3 separate regions of the Mus musculus genome follow, and all the other regions are linked to region 2. A link is a loop called in an ENCODE intact Hi-C map of the cell type or tissue named here. Cell type or tissue: gastrocnemius. All regions are shown on one strand.

Region 1 (2,500 bases), 130 kb before region 2:
CATTGCTTAGTTATCCATATCTCTAGTCCTCTATTTAAATCTACTTGACAGTACCCAGAAGATGAACATGGGGAGGCATAGGCACCAGGCCTTTCTGTCCTTTTCTGGTTTTATTATTTTGCAGGGGTTGGGGGAGGTTTCATGACACGGGTTCTCTGTGTAGCCCTGGCTGTCCTGGAACTCACTCTGTAGACCAGGCTGGCCTTGAACTCAGAAATCTGCCTGCCTCTGCCTCCCCGGTGCTGGGATTAAAGGCGTGCACCACCACTGCCTGGCTCAGACTTTTTTTTTTTTTTTTAAGGACTTGTGCATTGAATACATATGTAAAACCCTTTTCTCTTGCAAATTTTCACTATTCCTTATTTGTTCAGTTGGCCTATTGAAGACAAATTGCTAAACCTGGCTTATTCCTAACAACCCTGGTAATGAGACCAGTCAAAAGTGCCAGCCCACAAGGTCCCCTGATGCCACCTGGTTTTCTCTCACTTCCCATTCTTTGAGTCTCAAGAATTGCTTCTTGGTACATTCTCCCAATCTCCTCTGTGGAGGAGATCCATGGTTCTTTTTGACTTCTTGTGACTCTAGAAGGGACAGGAATGTATTGGAGAACTGGGCAGTCATCTGTTGTGGTGGCCAGCCTAGACACCTGGAGGGACTGCATGTCCATCCTGAGGAACCACACTGTGACAGTCCCATGTCAGTTCTCTGAGTGGAAGGGGTTTGGTCACAAGTAGCTTTGTTTGTAAGGTGAGCCGTGGAAGAAGGCTAGTGATTTGGAAGGGTTTGAGCAATTCAGCCTGGAGCACCTTCCCCAGGCATGGCTGAGTCAAAGGATCTCACCTTAGGCTCTTTACCAGCAGGCTGCCAAGGGACAAAAGTGGACACTGTCATGTTTGACACCTCCTTCTCTTTCATGATCCCACATCCTTGTCATTCCAAGTTCTTTCCCACTTCTATTCAACTCTCTCTCTCCATCATAGCCCAAGCCACTAACCATCATCTCTCTGTGATAAATCTAAGACTGGGATGACAGACAGAGTACAAGCCACCTAGTTGAATTTGAATCTCAGGTACATAGAATCAGTTTCTACCTTGTACTACATTTGGGTCACACACTTAAAGCATTCTCTCTGTAAAGTTCAAATGTAACTGGACCATCTGTGTTTCATTTTGTTTGTTTCTCTTTTTTTCCCATTTGTTTTGTTTCTAAACCTAGCAACCAGACCAGCTTCACAGCCCAGCATCCCTTACAAAGCAGCCAAAAGGAACTTACAGACATTCAGACATGGCCATTGTCACTACTACTCAACACCATGAAATCCCTGCTCACCCAGGAATCAAGTCCAAGCTTCTCACGGGACACACAAGACCTATCTCTGCCTTAATGCCTCCTGGCCCTCGTCTTCATCTCATTCTGTTACCCTGAATCCACATTATGCCCCCAACAGACCAAATGCCCTATACTCCTCCAAATGTGCTTCTTTGCTTTTACATATACCAGTAACTGGAAGAACTCAAACTCATCCATCCAGCAACCACCACCACTGGCACACAACAAAAGACATATAGACCAAAGGATTAGAACAGAAGACTGGCCCCGAAATAAACCAAAGCACCTATAAGCTACCAGATTTTTGACAAGGGTGTCAAAACCATACACTAGGAAAAAAAAAGTCAACTTCTTCAACAAATGGTCCTGGGGAAACTAGGTCACACATGTAAAAGAATGAAATTAGATTCTCATCCTTCACCCTAATACAAACAAAAGTTCAAAGTGGATAAAAGGCCTTAACGTAAGACCTGGAACTTTGAAACTGCTATAGGAAAGCATAGGTAAAAGACAGGGACTTGGGCATCGACTTTCGTTAAGGGGCACTAATAGTCCAGGACTCAATACGGAGAACTGACAAACTGGGTTGCATAAAATTAAGAAACAATCACCAGAGTCAGGATTGGAGAAAGTCTTTGCCAACTATCCATTAGACAACAGGGGATGGCTATCTAGCATGTATAAAGTAAACACCAACCCCCTCAAATTCACCTCAATTAATATGCGCACTAATGAACTAATGAATAGCCAATTCTCAAAACAAGAAATACAAATGACCAATAAATATGTTTTACAAGTATCCCGCATCCTTAGCTATCAGGAACGTGCAAATTAAAACTGGTTTTGAGATTCCATCTCAACCCAGTTAGAGGGGCTATTACAAAACAAATCTTGGGGCTAGCAACATGGCTCAGTGGTGAGAGCACTCTCTGTTCTTACCGAAAACCAGGTACCAATGTGGCAGTTCACAGCCACCTATGTAACCCCAGCTACAAGGGATCCAACACCTTCCTCTAGACTCCACGGGTACTAGGAATGCATACGGTACACATGCAGAAAGGCAGGTAAATACCCATACATACAAAATAAAAACTAAGGGTTTTTTTTTAATCCTAGATAGAATATGGGGAGAGAAGCCTTAAATAGTGTGTGGGGTGTGAACTGGTATGG
Region 2 (2,500 bases):
AGCTCTTTTTCTAAAGGGTCGTGCAGTGACCTTGGACAAGTAGCTCAGTCAGTCTAGATCTCTGTTTCTTTAAAATGGTAATGAAGTTGAACACTTACAGGAGTGTTGCAGACTTCAAGGATATAGCACTTGTGAAGTCTGTTGGCTGACAAAGTATATGCCTGGGGGCTGGTAACCTCTCTGATATGTATAAGAAACTTTGACTGCTAGAACAACCTGTGGACTCTAGCATGCCAGGCCTGACTGCTGGTACCAGGACAGTGCTCACCAAGGAAACCCATAGGCAGAAAAGTAGGAAAGTCCTGCCTATCCAGAAAATAGCCAAAGGAGAGGGCCTGGTCAAAGAGATCAGCAAGTCTTACAGTCTCGCCCCAGTGGGACTTGCTCTATGTCCTTTGTAAGCACTGCTTATCTTGGACAGTGCATCTAGTGCATCTTTCGGTCCCTGTTCTCAACAGGAGAAACTCGTGACAGACACCTACTCCCCAGTGATGTTAATCAAGGCTGTGAAGAACAGCAAGGAGCAGGCCCTTTTGAAGAGCAGCCACGTAAGTCCATATGGCCCTTTGGGAGGTCTGCTTCATGGGTTAGCCTCCTAGACAGAAAATGCTTAAGGAAGACTCTAAAAAAAAAAAGCAAGAAACAACAAATATCTCTATATTTATATAGATATGTAGATATCACATGTGGTGATTGCATTGCTTTGAACACTGCCTGTATTAAATAAGTGTTAGATGTAACAATTTCCTGCCTGGCAAGAGGATGACTCACTTTTTAGACATTAGGATAAAATATTTTTTTCTTAAAAAAATAATAATAACATACACTACAGAACAGAAAATATCCTAAGATTCCCTGTCACCATTACCCAGCTTCAATAATCAAGTCTTGCCCAAAGCTGTTTCATCTGTAACACCACCCACACCCCACCCACACCCCCGAGCATGACCCTCCTGTCCCACCCCTTGCTGCTGGATTATTTTAAAGCGTATCCCACATATTCTATCATTTCAACTGTCACTGCTTCAGTGAGTATTTCTAAAGATAAGAAGGCTTTTAAAAACATGAGCACACTCTGATTAGATATAAACATTAATGAGAATCCTTTTGCTATCCAGTAGCCAGTAAAATTGTCATGTTTTTAAAGCACTCAGTTGCAGGGCAGCTATCTGATCGTCTTCCCTAAGCGAGGAGGCTGCCATTTCGGCCAGCCTTAGTCACTCTTCCGGCTTCAGGTGCGGGACGCTGTGGCTGTGATCCAGTACTTGGTCTGGTTGGAGAAGAACGTGCCCAAAGGCACGGTGGATGAGTTTTCTGGGGCAGAATACATTGATGAGTTACGACGGTACTGGACTTATTATCTTTTGGTGCGGGGGTGGGGAAGTGAGGAGTAATTAGTCCCCTTAGGAAGAATAAAGATCATGCTTGTATTTGGAAGTGAGATTGACAGGTTCGTGGGTGGTCTGGGAGCGGTGCTTGGGGTGTTGGAGGATATTCTCCAGCCCTGCTGAAAGTGGGGACAACCCAACAGCACCCCCTAGCGAACGCCTCAGACACAGCTCCTTCTCCCTGGGAAAGGCCTGCTTAGGCCAGGGGGCCCCTGGGACTCTTAGGAGCTTCCAGTAGAAAGAAGGCTTCTTGAGGCAGCTTGCATAGCATCTATGTTTGAGGTGCAAGACATAGCACATGGGTGGGATGTTTCTCAGATACAGGGAATTGCCTTTCTTCTCTCCCGTAAGGAAAGTAGAGGCAAAGGTCAAGAATTGGTGTCCATAATCTATCCTTCTCTGTGCATGAGTGTTCTCTGTATATGTGACAGGACAAAGCTGGCAGAGGTGGGGCAGGGAGAGGTAAATGGAGTCAGGTTGGGGTGAAGGCAGCTGGGCATTTGCTGTGCGACATATCCTAGTCACAGCCTAGTCCGTGCGCCATTCTCTGCCCATTCCTTACCTTGCCTTGCCTAGGAATGAAAACTTCTCCTCTGGACCCAGTTTTGAAACCATCTCTGCTAGTGGCCTGAATGCCGCCCTGGCCCATTACAGGTACTTCAGAACAAAGAAGTTTCTACAGTGCTTGTGACCAGGGGTCATGGTTGTGAGTAGAGGGGACCTGGGTTGGGAAGGGAATGTTCTGAGCTTTGAGTCAACATTTAAGGTTTGGGGCCTTCAGGACTGTGGGTAGTCAAGGGAGGGACTCCTTTGCCATTCGAAATCTCCTTGAAATTAATAGGTCTGAGAATGGCTTTTGTTCCCAAAAAGCAGGGATTTGGGGAGTGCTTGAGTGCTTCTGGGGTCTTTAGGGTTCAAGGAAAGCACAGTTTCTGTTAGAAACTCTTTCTGTGAAATTTTTATGGTTGTTTTTTTTTTCAGAAATAGTTTTATTGACTTGGGTTTTTGTTTTTGTTTTGTTTTTCGTTTTTTTGTTTTTTTTTTTTTTTTGGTTGGTGGTTTTTTGGAGGGTTTTGTTGTTGGTAGTGGTGGTGGTGTTTGTTTTTGTTTTT
Region 3 (2,500 bases), 100 kb before region 2:
AGCGACTCTTTGCAATGAGCTCTTACTTGAAGCTCATTTCTAGAAACTGAATGGGCTTTTCCTGAGCTCCCGTCATTCTGGTCACATCCAGTTTCCCTTTGAGTCAGGTTCGGGGATTCATTAGACTCTGATCTGACATTTCAGTCCCAATGTAGTGGCTCAGATACTCAACTCAGCTAATGACCTCACCAGGGGATTTTGCTTGCTGAGATTGGGCAAGGTGGGCTAGTATTTTTATGTAGGATATGTGGGACCTTGTAGCCAGACAGGCAGAAGAACGATAAGGTTAAATGAGCTCAAATCCCTGGACTCTCAGAAATGAGAACAGCGGGAGTGGAGCCATTCCCTACCTGCCTCTACCTGCTCTAGAACACCCCACAACACCCCACTGAGGACCACAGATCAAGTAGCATAAACACCAGGAGTTCTCTATGCTATTGGGGTATCTAGGTAGCCCCCCAACGTTCAGCCAATGAGCTCTTCCTGGACATTCCTTTCCGCAAAAGGTATTTAACCCCTGGTTCACCCTAAATAAAGTGTATGCATTCACATCCATCATCAAATAAACCAGTATGAACAAGCAAGGAGCGGCTCTTCATTAAGGATCGCAGCAGGGAAAGCCATGCGCCTAATCTCTGGAGGAAGTTCTCTCCTCCAGACCCTCTGGACCCTCGCCACTCACTTCGAACCAAACAGGTTCCCCCAACCTGGGCTCTGCCTTCCCCTTCCTGCCCTATGCGTGGATGCCCTGAGGGTAAGCGTGACTCCCAGCCGTAGGTCAGCGGCACCCTGGTACACGAAAGAGAGGGAACCACAGCATTTGGTCCTGGTTCCACTGTTTCCCCTTCCCGTTATGGACTTTGACTTGACTTCTCCAGGTGGCGCTGCGGACACCCCAGCGGAGAATCCGGAATTGGGACGACATTTTTAGCCACTTAGAAGAGGCTTGGAAACAGGAGTGATGCCCGTGGCCTCCTAAAGCTCTGGGTTTAGATGAACATCTGTAGCTGGGAGTGTGGAGTATCCGGAGTAACACCTTGAAAATACTGGATAACCGTCACGGCACAGCAATGTCCATTAATCAGAGTGTTCTCTGGGCAGAAACACCCTATACAACTTCACCAGTGCAGACAGGGGCAAAGAGGAGACCAGAGACTAGACACACTCGGAGAGATCTTCCAGGAACACATACAATAATGTTATGTTACTGCTATTGCCTGCAGAAGTGATGAAACTTCCCTCTGGCACTTGAGGGTAACAGAAAACTGATAGGGGAGAGACCAGTGGGAACACAGAGTTCACTGGAAGAAGCATCCCATCTGAAGCAAACAGCAGAGTAGCCATGCAAAAGCTCACTAGCAGGTGCGGAGCTCCGAGAAGGGGAAAAACTCTCTGCAGTTCCCACACGTCGCCAGCAGGGGGAAGCCTCTCATGCTACATTTCTCCCCCCAAAACTGAGCAAGCGTACTGGAGATAGAAGAGCTGAACCTTTGGCTAGGATTGCAGAATTTAGAAGCTTGCAGAGTATCCTGCCAGCCTGAAAGTTGGCCCAGGTGCACTCAACCACCCACTTCTGTAAGGGGAGGGGCACTACCTTTCCTAAGCAATTGGTAAAATTGATAAGAGCATTTGAGCAGATTGCCAGAAGACAATGTCTTAGCTATCATCAAGTACTCTACCTTCCCAGTCTAGGGCAGGAGTCCCTATAGGAGTTCAATGGAATCTCTCATTGGGCAAGTCACACAGCCTCTCACAACCTCTCCTCTTTGTAAAATGGCTTTAAGAAGAAGTCATGTCTTCCCCTTCCTGCCTCAGTGTTTCTACAGGAGCTCTGGGCTTCTTCTACAAAGGCCTCCCTCCTTCTTGTTCCAGACTCATTCCTGAGGTCCCATCTCCCAAGCCTCCTCCAACATCCCCATGGTCCCCAGAAAAACTGCCTAGAAGCCCTGAGCATTTATATCCCTCTAACTCATAAGGAATGTGGTACATCATAGGCACTCAATATACATTTGAAAAATGTTAAGATTCCCAGTTTTGGCCCGGCAATGGTAGCGCACGCCTTTAATCCCAGCACTTGGGAGGCAGAGGCAGGTGGATTTCTGAGTTCGAGGCCAGCCTGGTCTACAGAGTGAGTTTCAGGACAGCTAGGACTACACAGAGAAACCCTGTCTCAACCCCCCCCCAAAAAGATTCCCAGTTTTGAGGGGCGTGGAATCCTGGACCTAATATATGCTAAGCATATACTCCACCACTGAGGTATACTCCCGGCCTGCAAAGGACTATGATTTTCATTTCAGAAAGGATAAAACTGAGGCCCAGAAAGATTCCAATACCACCTCGATCCTCTGAGTTCTCTTGCACATACCATGCGAGACCCTCAAACGAGTGGGTGACTTAGCTTTTCAATGCCTCTGTCTTCTCTGCTACAGGATGGGACTGTGATGGAGACTAAGTCAAAGCAGGTGGCGCTCTGTGCATGGCTCATGAGACGCGCTCTAAT

What was found. Hi-C counts contacts between places; a loop is a spot of excess contacts. Peaks named below come from ENCODE experiments on the same cell type or tissue, not always from the same donor. Only the 100,000 strongest peaks of a DNase experiment are listed, where the experiment ranks them.
Region 1: a loop joins it to region 2, with 11 times the contacts of the local background. A loop is called at or near these places in 12 of 42 quality-filtered maps.
Region 3: a loop joins it to region 2, with 8 times the contacts of the local background. A loop is called at or near these places in 12 of 42 quality-filtered maps.

Annotation. Positions count from the first base shown.
Region 1 is chrX:47,989,111-47,991,610 of GRCm38, forward strand. No RefSeq gene overlaps it. Among named protein-coding and RNA genes, the nearest start is that of Apln, 44 kb to the right of the region's middle. In gastrocnemius, no CTCF peak of the experiment used is centred here; no DNase peak of the experiment used is centred here.
Region 2 is chrX:48,123,381-48,125,880 of GRCm38, forward strand. It overlaps Xpnpep2 (X-prolyl aminopeptidase (aminopeptidase P) 2, membrane-bound), which reads left to right. Exons shown (of 21, transcript NM_133213.2): 11 at 459-548; 12 at 1,236-1,345; 13 at 1,965-2,042. Among named protein-coding and RNA genes, the nearest start is that of Xpnpep2, 16 kb to the left of the region's middle. In gastrocnemius, a CTCF peak has its summit at 1,540; a DNase peak (open chromatin) is centred at 1,520; H3K4me3 peaks cover 422 bases; H3K27ac peaks cover 311 bases.
Region 3 is chrX:48,018,710-48,021,209 of GRCm38, forward strand. No RefSeq gene overlaps it. Among named protein-coding and RNA genes, the nearest start is that of Apln, 15 kb to the right of the region's middle. In gastrocnemius, a CTCF peak has its summit at 1,415 (motif pointing right); a DNase peak (open chromatin) is centred at 1,414.